2 separate regions of the Homo sapiens genome follow, and region 1 is linked to region 2. Evidence: read pairs that join two places in POLR2A ChIA-PET (ENCODE). Cell type or tissue: GM12878. All regions are shown on one strand. Links, peaks and the distances in the headings refer to the core of each region. The heading gives the core; the rest is flanking DNA.

Region 1 (5,000 bases), core at 1-5,000, 230 kb after region 2:
AAATTAGCCGGGTGTGGTGGAACGTTCCTGTAATCCCAGCTACTCAGGAGGCTGAGGCAGGAGAATCGCCTGAACCCGGGAGGGGGAGGTTGCAGTGAGCCGAGATCGTGTCATTGCGCTCCAGCCTGAGCAACAAGAGCAAAACTCTGTCTCAAAAAAAAAAAAAAGTACCTGGGTCCCTTTAATTGATTATTGATATGTATGTGTATTAATGAATGAAATAAAAATTGGGGCTCACTTTGTTCAGTTTTTAATAAGACCATCTTAAGGGGTTAGGCTGGTTAATAACTAAAGAGTAGATACAATACAGCATAAGAATCAAACTCGATTCAAAACCTTCATTCCCAGTTTCTAATGCAGGGATGTAACAGATGTTCTTACATTTAGACTGTTATCTTGATGGGTGGCACGTCATTATCGTCGACTGCTGATGAGGTGCAGATGAATGCTGCTGGGAGCCATGTGTGATAGTGGAGGAAGTTCTAATTGGAGTGCTCTCAGTACAGAAAATTTAAGAATTTATCAATGTTTTAGGAGATAGCATATTTTGGGAAAGTCAGTGTGTCTGCAAGCTGCTGAAAGATGTTCTTGTAGACTTGTTGAAGAATTATGAACTGCAGGATGCCAGTTTTTGAAATCCCAATTCCTTTGGTAATAAGTATAAAAATAGCCACTATAAATTGAGCCCCAGGTACTGTTAAACTAACTTAATTCTCATAAGAACCCCATAAGGTAGTCAATGTCAATATCTCTTTTTAGCATTTTGGGCAAAGTAGATCCAGAGTGATTACCCAGAGTGATTGATTATTGACTGTAGGTGGAAGAGCCCATTATCTACCGTTAGCTTTGGTAGTCTTAACCGCTATGGCGCAGCTGCCTCTGCAGTTTGGATGGCTCATACAAAAATCCACTTGAGGACTGGGTGATACTTTTTTTGGTAAGACAGGTTTTCTTTCATCTAATGAGGTATGTTTTGGAGTCTTTATGTGAAACATTTTCTTCTAAACCATGATTATTAAGGGCAGGAGCTACGTCTGTGTGTTCACCATTTTATCATCAGGCTTTCAGTGGTGTATAATAAATATTTGTTGATTGGACTTGGATTCTTGAGCGGGGGCATCCAGTTGGTATGGTTAGGGAACTTTTAAGAGAAACATTTCGTTTATGCAAACAACTCTTAAAGGATGTATCTTTCAAACATTTCTTTGGTGCTGGTCAGGTCACTTACTACTGGGCTAATAGGAGTGGTGGTTTCCTCCTTGTTAAAGTTGTCTGTTACCTGAGAGTATTTGGGACTGATAGAGAAGCTGGTGGTGGGGGTGTTATTTGCAGAGAAAGCAGCTGGCACTAAGTTTACAGGCTAATTAGAAATGGTCACGCCTCTAATCCCAGCACTGTGAGAGGCTGAGGTGGGCAGATCACTTGAGGTCAGGAGTTCAAGACCAGTCTGGTCAACATGGCAAAACCCCGTCTCTACTAAAAATGCAAAAATCAGCTGGGTGTAGTGGTGCGTGCCTGTAATCCCAGCTACTGGGAGCTGAGGCGAAAGAATTGCTTGAACCTGGAAGGTGGAGGCTGCAGTGAGCCAAGATTGTGCCACTTCACTCCAGCCCGGGCAACAGAGCAAGACTCTGTGTCAAAAAAAAAAAAAAAAAAAAAAAAAAAAAAAAAGGTCAGCTTTTATCTTATCTGGTGCTGGAGGAGTTGGAAACTATTTAAAAGAGTAACCAAATTTAATCTGAAAAAGATGGTTTACTCTGTTGGCAGCTGAGAAATAAAAAGACTGGAGTAAAAATTGGAAAGAGTTCATTAGTAATAACAAAACATTTATTTTTGGGATCCATGCTATGGTTTTTGACAGTCATCTCTTATTTATTTTCATTTTTCTAACAGCTCTTAGGGTGAAGAACAGTCATTAATTCCCCTTTACAGATAATAGAGACTTACTAAAGGTAATCGCCTAACTTAATGTCACCCAGATATTAGATATTAAGTGTCAAAACTGTGATTTCAACTTGGGCTTTATGGCTCCAGCAATGAGGCTCTTAAAACATGGTCACAAAGAAAACCTTCTTCCTTGGGATGAATCAGATTTGAGAAGATCAAGGGAGTAACAGCTACCTTTGCCCTTGGAGATCAGATCCACTTAGTAGCTCTAAGTTATTAATCTTGCTTTTATTTTTTTTTTTAATTGTATGTTAGCGATCCTTTTGTTAAATGCAATGCTAGCATCCCTCTCTGTCAGGAGTTTGAATCTCAGCACCATTGATATTTGGGGCCCCATAAGTCTTTGTTGTAGGAGGGTATCTTGTACATTGTGGAATGGTTAGCAGTATCTCTGGGCCCTCTGCCCCCATAGCTGTGACAACCAGTGTCTCCAGATGGACGTCGTTAAACATCCCCTAGGGGCAGAATGGATCCCTGATGAGAATCACTCCTCAGCAGGAAGAAGACAGCAGTAAATTATAAACAGGTAAGTGTTCTAACAGGGCTTCTGAAACTCATGCGTATGAGTCACTTCATAGCTTGTCACAGTGGTTTTTTCAAGCATTACTCTGACTTAGTTGGTCTGGCTGGGAGCCAAGGGATCTGGAAAGTGATTGATGCAGGGTGTTTCTTGGACCGTACTTTTAGGGGAAGTAGCCACAAAGAGCTGAACCTCACACCCTTTCATGTAAACTTCCTGCTTAGCAACAGAATAGAGTACCTTCATGGTTATTAAAATGCTTTTCTCCTTGTCTTTTTATTTTTTCTTAGATCTGCTGGCCTATCTTGCTAGTGATTAAGTTTACAGTTCAGCTAATCATTTGCTCCAGGTTTCCGAGCTTGTAAAATCGCATGCTGTGCATATAAATGTATAGGATTTTGACCTTAGAAACTGAGGAGCAATTATCCACATGTCTTAAGACAGAGTAGGCCACCTTTTGACTTTGAAAGTATCACCAGGAGGGCATTTTATTTTTGAAAGTCAAGTTTTGTGTTTCGAAATATGTTTGTTGGGCTTCTTGGTAGCAGTTTAAGTTTTATTGTGATTAGGGGCTGAAACAAGTGATAAAAAATGAAGTTTCCTATTTAGTGATGTGATGTCACCTGTTGCTGCAGATGAGAGTTGGTTCTCTTTAAAAATTTGAAAGTGATACCATTTATATTTCAGGATTCTCACCATGTAATTTCTCTCTTCTGGCTATCAACCTGCACTTTTTAAATTTAAATTTTTATTCAGATTGTAGGTTCACATACAGTTGTAAAAAATAATACAGAGATATCACTTATATACTTTGCCTAGTTTCCCCAAAGGTAGCATTCTGGTAAAACTATGGTATATCACAGGATATTGATATGGATATAGTCCACTGATCTTCTTCAGATTTCCTGATTTTAATTTATACTTATTATGTGCATTATGTAGGTGTGTGCATGTGTGTATAAATTCTATATAATTTTGTCATTTGCGTAGGTTCATGTATCCACTATCCCAGTCAAGATACTGAACAGTTCCAATACCATAAGGATCCCTCATGTTTCCCTTTTATAACCACGCCTACCTCCTCCCTCCTCCCATCTCTAACTCCTAGAAACCTCTAATCTGTCTTCATTTCTAAAGCTTTTGTCACTTCAAAAATGTTACATAAGTGGAATCATACAATATTTAATCTTTGCAGATTGCTTTTCTTTCACTTGGAATAATTCTCGGGAACTCATCCATTTTGTGTATATCAGTGTTTGTTCTGTTTTATTGTTGAGTAATATGCCAAGGTGTAGATGTGCCACAGTTTAACCTTTCACTTATTGAAGGATATCTGGACTGATTCCAGTTTTTGGCTATTACAGATAAAGCTGCTGGGAACATGTGTGTACAGGTTTTTCTATGAACCTACATTTTCTATTTCTCTGGAATTAATAACCAAGAGTCCAATTGCTGGGTTGTGTGGTAGTTACGTATGCAGTTTTATGAGAAATTGGCAAATGGTTTTCCAGAGTGGCTGTACCATTTTGCATTCCTGTAGCAACATATCTCTGCAGCCTTGGCAATTTTTGACATTACAATTTGATATTGATATTGATACTGATTTTTAATTTTTTACTTTAGCCTTTTGGATCACCAATGTAGTGATATCTCATTGTAGTTTGAATCTGCATTTACCTAATGGGTAATGATGTTGAACAACTTTTCCCATGCTTATTTGCTATCTGTATGTCGTCTTTGGTGAACTATTCGTGTCTTCTGCCGATTCTCTTTTCTAATTGTATTTTTTTCCTTCTTACTATTAAATTTTGAGAGGTTTTTTTTTTAATATATTCTGAATACTAGTCCTTTGTTGAATTTGTGGTGTGCAAGTATTTTTCCCAGTCTGTAACTTGTGTGTTTATCCTGTGTTATTTTGTCTTTATGAGCTTTCTTGGCAGAAAAGTTTTTAGTTTTTATTAGGCTCAGTTTATCAAATTTTCCTTTTATAGATCATGCTCTTAGTGTTCAGGTCTAAGAACACTAAGAATGTAGGGCTTAGCCCTACGTTACCAAGATTCTCTCCTATGTTTTTCTGAAAATTTTATAGTTTTACAATTGAAATTTAAATAGATGATCCATTTTGAGTTAATGTTTGTATGAGGTGTGAGGTTTAGGCTGATCTTCTCTTTTTTTTTGCCTAAGGTTTTCCAGTTACTTTGGCACCATCTGTTGAAAAGGGTATTCTTCCATTAATTTTATATCTTCATCAAAAATGAGTTGAGCATATTTGTTTGAGTCTATTTCTGGGTTCTCTCTTCTGTTCCATTGATTGATGTCCCTATCTCTCCACCAATATCACACTGTCGTGATTACTATAGCTGTACAGTAAGTCAATATCAGGTAGAAAGATTCTTCTCTCTCGATTGTTCTGTCAAGATTTTTGTAGCCATTCTAGGGCCTGTGCTATTCTATAGAAGTTTTATAGTCTTGTGGATGTCTGCAAAAACTTTCCTGGGATTTTAATAGGAATTGTATTAATAGTATAGATCAG
Region 2 (8,049 bases), core at 1-5,000:
CATCTATCCTAGATGCCAGTAGCACACTCATCCTCTTTGTAATACCAGAGATGTCTCAAGAGTAATTTGTTTCTGACCACTGACAGAAGCCTACTTAAGAAAAGCTGACAGCTGATGTCAGGTGTTTTCTTTGTTCAAAAATGGTGTAGAACAGTACTTGGAGTGAATGGGTGACTTCAATTTAGTAATTGTTTTTACATTTAGTAAAGAAATTATGTAATGGTAGTGTCTCCTCTCCCTTACCCCCCCAATTCATTTGAATTAATAATTTAAAAAGTACTTTTAAAACTTAGACCCAGCCATCTGTTCCTTCCTGTTGCCTTACAGCAGCAGTAATTGCTTTAGGATGGGCTTGGAAACAAGAGCGGAAATGGTCTCCAGTGACCCCAAATCATAACAGAACTCGAATCCTAAGAAAAACCACAAGTGGCTTATGAATAAGCTGAAAACTTAAATGCCTCCTCAACAATTTAAATTTGGATTGCATAGCTTATGGATTTGGTGGGACATTCTAACCTCGATGTATCTTTAACATTTTCTGCTTTTAAGATGCAAAGGCGTTAACATAGGGATGGAGAGAAAACTTCCTTCTAAGTTTTCCTAGAAAGTCTGGCACCTTTGACATAGCTATAACAGAAAGAAAAATATATATATGTATTTGATACTGGTTCTAGATAATGCCATTAATTAGATTTAAAATGATGCTTATAGCAAGCATATGTACAACGTAATATGTTCCAGCTACGACTCTAAGCACTTTTCCCATTTTAATTCACTTGCTTCTCAGAACAGTTCTATGAGGGAGGCTCTATTAGGCCTGACTCATGCTCGGCATTTTGTACACGAGGAAACTAAAGCAAGGCAAAGTCGACTGCCCAGAATTACCGGCTAATAAATGTCAGTCTTGCCTGGTGCTGCACACCTGCAGTCCCAGGTACTTAGGAGGCTGAGGTGGGAGGATCTCTTGAGCCCAGGAGTTTGAATCTAACTGGGAAACATAGTGAGACTTTGTCTCTTTAAACAAAATTTTTTTAATTAAAAAAAAAAAAAAAGTCAGTCTGGCTACTAGTCTTTTAAGTCCATTCTGCTGATTCTAAGACTTGATCCACAAGACCAGGGATTGGCAAACCATGGCCCATGGGCAAACATCTGGCCTACTGCCTATTTTTTTGTAAATAAAGTTTTATTGGTCAAGGTGTAGGGGTGGGAAAAAAGTTTTATTGGAATAGAGCCCCTGCTATTTGTTGACTTATTGTCTATGGCTGTTTTCTTGCTACAACAGTAGAAATGAGTGTTTGCAACAGAGACCATATGGCTTGCCAAGCCTAAAATATTTACTGTCTGGCTGTTAGCAGAGTGAGTCTGCCTACCCATACAGAAGACCATTCTCATCCATATGTATAGTCCAGAAAGGTAGGAACAAATTTTTAAAAATCTTAATTCCATATACTTTCAAATAAGATTGAGTTAAAACTCATACATTGAAGGTCCAAGTATTTGGTGCCATTCTCCAGTGTTATGATGAATGTGAAATCATTTACAGGACACCCCTCTATCAGGCATTTGGGGGAAGAGAAAGGAACAGATAAACATGTGAAAAATGGGAGAGTGTGTGAACTCTCTATAGTACTCTAGAAAGCCCGGCTTTAACTCTGCAAAATTTGAAAATAGCAATCTTAAACTTTCTGTTTTTCTCGCTGCTTTTCTGCAACAGCTTCAGAATAGAAACTGACAGGCCCATTTTAGTAGAAAGCAAACGGCAGTGTGTGGGTGGCGCCTTATAACACAGCAACTCAAGGTTAGGTGGGGGGAGACCAAGAATTGAGTTTCTTTTGTTAAATCAGAAATTATGCAAATTTTACAAAAAGTATTAGAGGAAATGTGTAAGGCTTTAATTGGTTTTATGGGTTTGTCGCTTTTTTTTAAAAAAGGTTACTTTGTGAACATTACCCTCTGCTGAACATGTAGACACTTCCTGAAGTTTAATGAGATCTCAGAGTAGAATCACAACAAATGTGACTCTCAGATATTTTCAAGAGATGGTATTATCTTGGGCTGAAAGTATGTTACACTAAGGCTGTCATTTCTTAGGAGGATTTACTCTACCACACAAGCTCCTCTATCTGAAATTATGATGAGCCCCAACATAGAGCTTTTTGCTTATACTAAATTCAGAGAATACTTAGTATTTGCTAAATCAGTGGTGGCCTACTTTTTAAAGCTCATTTATTACACTGAACTTTAGATAATATAGAAATGCTTTCTAATTACAGTTTTGTCCCCTGGTAAAACTAACACTGTGCATTGCGTTTGTATTATTGACATTACCTTCTAGGGCCTTGAGTGAAGGATGCTGAGCTGCGCTGCTCTCTAGGATTGGTTATTTTAAACTTTGATTTTTGCTTGAGAGTGGACTAAGGTAGTGTAGTTAAATAAAAAGTATGAGCAGAAGTGTTTGTTTCAGGCAAGATTTTTTCAGGGCCTCATTTCCAGTGGGGTTGATGGATGATTTTTGTGGCTTAGAGCTTGAGACATTATGAGTTGTTCACCGAGACCCAGAATCAGGTCAGAGGACTGACTCCAAATACTGTAATGTGCTTGGATGCTGGTACCGGTATCAAGAGGCTCAGAGGAACATTGGATGTGTCTGTCCCTAGTAATGACAGCACAGTCACAGCTGGTCTGTGGCTTAACAGTGTCTGCAGGGGCATCCATTCCCATCCCTCTTACTCCTTCTTACTTCTCTTCCTAGACTTTACTGTCTCTGTTAATTACAGTTCCATTTCAGATAGAGAGTTAATTGATTTAAGTTTATGACTGGACCCCCGTGCCTGCAGTGTATTGTTGAATGAATGGATGTTTTGATTTTTTCTTCTCCTTTGAAGCAAGGAATTTACTGCTTGGAACTATGCTGCACAGGTTTTTCTTAACGTTCTGTAGGATACACATTACTTTTTCTACTATGTGTCTTTTATTGCTGCAAAAGTCAGTTGTACTTGAGACAGTTTGGCACTGAGAGGGGAATGTGGCATATCTTGGCACTGTGGACAGCTGGTTGGGTGTTGATGTGGTGACAGGGAGGAGGGAAGGGCTCACAGACCAGACACGTGCTGCCTTTGAATGCAGGTGGTGATCAGTGTGCTTAGTCATGTAGGGCTGCTCTTCGTGGAAGAGGTAGCTTGGTAGGGTGGTTGAGTTTCAGTACTGGAGTCGGCAGAACTAGACTTCTGTCCCCACCCTGGCTCACTAGCTGTTTGACATTGGACACCTTGATTCAATCCCTTTGAACATTAGTCTCCTTGTCTCTTTGATGGGGATAAATATCTGCTTCACACATAGCCCTGTGGGAAGATGTGAAAAGCCCAACTCTGGGTGTGTTAGGGGCAGATAAATGCTGAGTGTTAGCTTTCCTTTAGCCGAATCTGAACTGATTGAATTGCATTGGGACTCAGTTTGTAGTCAGTGACTTATGTTCAAAAACTTGGGAAGACCCAGGAGGGGGTTGACTTATCCCGAAAAATCAGGTTCTTTTTGAAAATGTGTTAATTCTTTCAGGCCAGCAAGGTGTCATCTAAGAATGTCTGCCAGTAACTAGTTCCCAGGGAGTCTTAAAGATGTCACTGTAGCTTTCAGACATACCTGAGTTACTCTTAAGAGCACCTTGCCTTGTAGGAATCCATTTTGTGATATTTGTTTAAATTATGTCACAGCGCATTGCAGACTTGTAATCTGTTTTCAAAATGGTATTGTCTGCGCCCTTATTGATCAGCGCGACATCTTTTACTTGCTTATCTCTGCTTTCCATATGGTCATACTCCAAAGCTAGACCTAGAGCAGACCCACTAACTCATTAACCTCTCTGACACGAAATAGAAACCTTCTAGAAGGGGACCAGCTATGGGAGGCAGAGTTCTTAAAATCTCTCGCAGTCCCCCGGCATTTTCCTGAGCCTCCGGTTGTAGGTATTAGACTGGGCGCGAGTTTTCACAACACGGGGAATTTGTCATGGTTGAGTCTGCTGTCGTTTGAAATACTGCTTAGTTCTTTAAGATATAATTAAGTAGAATCGCAGAAAAGAGACCTTCGTTGGCATTTTTTGTTTGTGTTGTGACTATCGAAATCCCTGCTCTCCGGAGGCTTGCCCTGACTTGGGGTGGGGAGTGTGACGTAGAGACACTGCGAAGCCGGAGCGATCAGGTTAGGTGAGGCCATGCTTAAGTTGGATTCGTTGAAAATATGATTCAATTTGAGAACATGGTAGTGCCCATTTCCAAGCTGTCACAGAGTCCAGGAGATGGGGAATAAAAAATCTTCGGCATCTCTCGGGGAAGATTATTTTGTTTGAGGTCTTAGGACTTCTCCTGATACTGTATGAACTTTCTTTTTTTTTTTTTTTTTTTAATTGATCATTCTTGGGTGTTTCTCGCAGAGGGGGATTTGGCAGGGTCACAGGACAATAGTGGAGGGAAGGTCAGCAGATAAACAAGTGAACAAAGGTCTCTGGTTTTCCTAGGCAGAGGACCCTGCGGCCTTCTGCAGTGTTTGTGTCCCTGGGTACTTGAGACTAGGGAGTGGTGATGACTCGTAAGGAGCATGCTGCCTTCAAGCATCTGTTTAACAAAGCACATCTTGCACCGCCCTTAATCCATTCAACCCTGAGTGGATATAGCACATGTTTCAGAGAGCACAGGGTTGGGGGTAAGGTCACAGATCAACAGGATCCCAAGGCAGAAGAATTTTTCTTAGTACAGAACAAAATGAAAAGTCTCCCATGTCTACCTCTTTCTACACAGACACGGCAACCATCCGATTTCTCAATCTTTTCCCCACCTTTCCCCCCTTTCTATTCCACAAAACCGCCATTGTCATCATGGCCCGTTCTCAATGAGCTGTTGGGTACACCTCGCAGACGGGGTGGTGGCCGGGCAGAGGGGCTCCTCACTTCCCAGTAGGGGCGGCCGGGCAGAGGCGCCCCTCACCTCCTGGACGGGGCGGCTGGCCGGGCGGGGGGCTGACCCCCCCACCTCCCTCCCGGATGGGGCGGCTGGCCGGGCAGAGGGGCTCCTCACTTCCCAGTAGGGGCGGCCGGGCAGAGGCGCCCCTCACCTCCCGGACTGGGCGGCTGGATGGGCGGGGGGGGCTGATCCCCCCACCTCCCTCCCGGACGAGGTGGCTGCTGGGCGGAGATGCTCCTCACTTCCCAGACGGGGTGGCTGCTGGGCGGAGGGGCTCCTCACTTCTCAGACGGGGCGGTTGCCAGGCAGAGGGTCTCCTCACTTCTCAGACGGGGCGGCTGGGCAGAGACGCTCCTCACATCCCGGACGGGGCAGCAGGGCAGAGGTGCTCCCCACATCTCAGACGATGGGCGGCCGGGCAGAGATGCTCCTCACTTCCCAGATGTGATGGCGGCCGGGAAGAGGCGCTCCTCACTTCCTAGATGGGATGGCGGCCGGGCAGAGACGCTCCTCACTTTCCAGACTGGGCAGCCAGGCAGAGGGGCTCCTCACATCCCAGACGATGGGCGGCCAGGCGGAGACGCTCCTCACTTCCCAGACGGGGTGGCGGCCGGGCAGAGGCTGCAATCTCGGCACTTTGGGAGGCCAAGGCAGGCTGCTGGGAGGTGGAGGTTGTAGCGAGCCGAGATCACGCCACTGCACTCCAGCCTGGGCACCATTGAGCACTGAGTGAATGAGACTCCGTCTGCAATCCCGGCACCTCGGGAGGCCGAGGCTGGCGGATCACTCGCGGTTAGGAGCTGGAGACCAGCCCGGCCAACACAGCGAAACCCCGTCTCCACCAAAAAAATAAGAAAACCAGTCAGGCATGGCGGCGCCGCCTGCAATTGCAGGCACTCGGCAGGCTGAGGCAGGAGAATCAGGCAGGGAGGTTGCAGTGAGCCGAGATGGCAGCAGTACCGTCCAGCTTCGGCTCGGCATCAGAGGGAGACCGTGGAAAGAGAGGGAGAGGGAGACTGTGGGGAGAGGGAGAGGGAGAGGGAGAGGGAGAAGAGGGAGAGGGAGAGAGGGAGAGAGAGGGAGAGAGGGGGAGAGAGAGGGAGAGAGAGAGGGAGAGGGAGAGGGCTCTTAAGGGTCCATCATGTTTTGGAGTCTAAAAGTTGGGACCCGGTGTGGGGGCACAACACCTGCAATCCTAGCACCTTGGGAGGCCAAGGCAGGAGGATTCTTGATTGGCCCAGGAGTTTGAGACCAGCCTGTGTGACATGGTGAGACTGTCTCTGCAAAATATAAAAAATTAGCTGGGTGTGGTGGTGCGTGCCCGTAGTCCTAGCTACTCGGAGAGACTGAGGTGGAGTGTATCACTCGAGCCTGGGAAGTCGAGGCTGTAGTAAGTGGCGATCGTGGCACCTGCACTCCAGCCTAGGCAACAGAGCGATACTCTGTCTCAAAATAAAATGGAAGAAAAAAGATAAAACAAATAAATAACAAGCTATAAGTTGTCCCTGCATGTAAAACAAAAATTGTTCCTGCATGTGAATCACAGTCTTTGCGCTTTCTGGAAAGTAATAGAAATTTCTGTGGATGAGCCACTTGGCAAAGGTTATTTCTAAAACTCTGTGTTAGAGATTTTTGGTAAATAACAAAGAGCCTGAATGGTCCCATGGGATAAAACACCAGCTCAAGACTTTACAAAGTGGGGCTCTCATTGAGGTAGTTCTCAGTCTGCAAAATGAAGATGATACACCTTAGATGGTATATATTTCAATGCTATTATTATTGAGAGCCAGTTTGGCATTAGGCATCACACTGAGTACAAATTTATTTCTACATGTTCTTCTTTTAAAATATGGAATTCTTTTATTATTGTTTGTACTAGTTTATTATTACTGTTTGTATAAATCTATGCAAGTACAAGTGCAATTGTGTTACATGCATAGATTATGGAGTGATCAACTTGGGACTTTTAGGGTATCCACCACCCGAGTAATGTACCTTATACCCAGTAAGTAATTTCTTATCATCTAACCCCCTTTCTGACTATTGAACTCTGAGCAACACTTGACTGGATTGGGAGGATTGGAGTAAGAAGAATGTACATTCCTTATGTTAAGATGTGGTAGGAAATAGAAACTTGGCTTTGTCCATAAAAACGTGTGAGTTCATGTCCTTTTCAGGAACATGGATGAAGCTGGAAACCCTCATTCTCAGCAAACTCAGGAACAGAAAACCAAACACTGCTTGTTGTCATAAGTGGGAGTTGAACAAAGAGAAAACATGGACACATGGAGGGGAACATCACACACTGGCGTCTTTGTGGGGTGGGTGGGGTAGGGGAGGGATAGCATTAGGAGAAATACCTAACGTAGATGACGGGTTGATGGGTGCAGCAAACCACCATGGCACGTGTATACCTATGTAACAAACCTGCACGTTCTGCACATGTATCCCAGAACAAGTATAATAATAATAAAAAAAAAAAAGAAACATGGCTTTGCATGAGAAAAGCCTATTGAATGTCTCAGAGATGGACATGTTAATGTTGCCTTGAGTAGAAAGATCTGGATACTGATCTCCAGCTCCCCGCTCTTTCAGTTTTGGATTCTACTGTTACCTAATGTGTTTAAAGCCATATTGGTTAGCAGGGAGTAGTGATCCCAGCTACTCAGGAGGCTGAGGTGGGAGGATTGCTTGAACCCAGGAGGTGGAGGCTGCAGTCAGCTGAGATCGCCCCACTGCCCTCCAGCCTGGGCGATAGAGTGAGACTCCATCTCAAAAAAAAAAAAAAAAAAAAAAAAGCCATATTAGTACTCTATAAATACTCCATTAAAAAAAGGTGGGAGGTAGGAGACGATTCCCCAGTTGTCCAAAAAATTCGATTGATGTGCTGCTGACTTCTGTTTGGTTTAGCAGATGTTTGTTGAGCAGCTGTTTGTTGAATTGGTTGAAAATGAATTAAAAATAATTTTATCTTGACCTTTCTCTTTGTAACTTTAACATCACCTCATGAGGTAGCTGGAAAAGTCCTGGAATGTCTTTCAAACTCTGGGTGGGAATTACTGTTTACAAGTTGTCAGCCAGTGTCACTAGGTGA

Evidence for each region. Peaks named below come from ENCODE experiments on the same cell type or tissue, not always from the same donor. Only the 100,000 strongest peaks of a DNase experiment are listed, where the experiment ranks them.
Region 1: POLR2A ChIA-PET joins it to region 2 with 5 read pairs; 2 of 35 experiments call an interaction of 5 or more read pairs at or near these places.

What each region holds. Positions count from the first base shown.
Region 1 is chr3:61,892,664-61,897,663 of GRCh38, forward strand. All of the region lies in intron 2 of PTPRG (protein tyrosine phosphatase receptor type G), which reads left to right. Among named protein-coding and RNA genes, the nearest start is that of PTPRG, 330 kb to the left of the region's middle. In GM12878, for the core only: a CTCF peak has its summit at 2,406; a DNase peak (open chromatin) is centred at 2,568.
Region 2 is chr3:61,666,758-61,674,806 of GRCh38, forward strand. The region is part of intron 1 of PTPRG (protein tyrosine phosphatase receptor type G); the gene reads left to right. LOC124906245 (a long non-coding RNA gene) reads left to right here. Exons shown (of 2, transcript XR_007095942.1): 1 at 1-8,049. Among named protein-coding and RNA genes, the nearest start is that of PTPRG, 110 kb to the left of the region's middle. RefSeq lists an enhancer at 5,136-5,973. In GM12878, for the core only: no CTCF peak of the experiment used is centred there; a DNase peak (open chromatin) is centred at 3,067.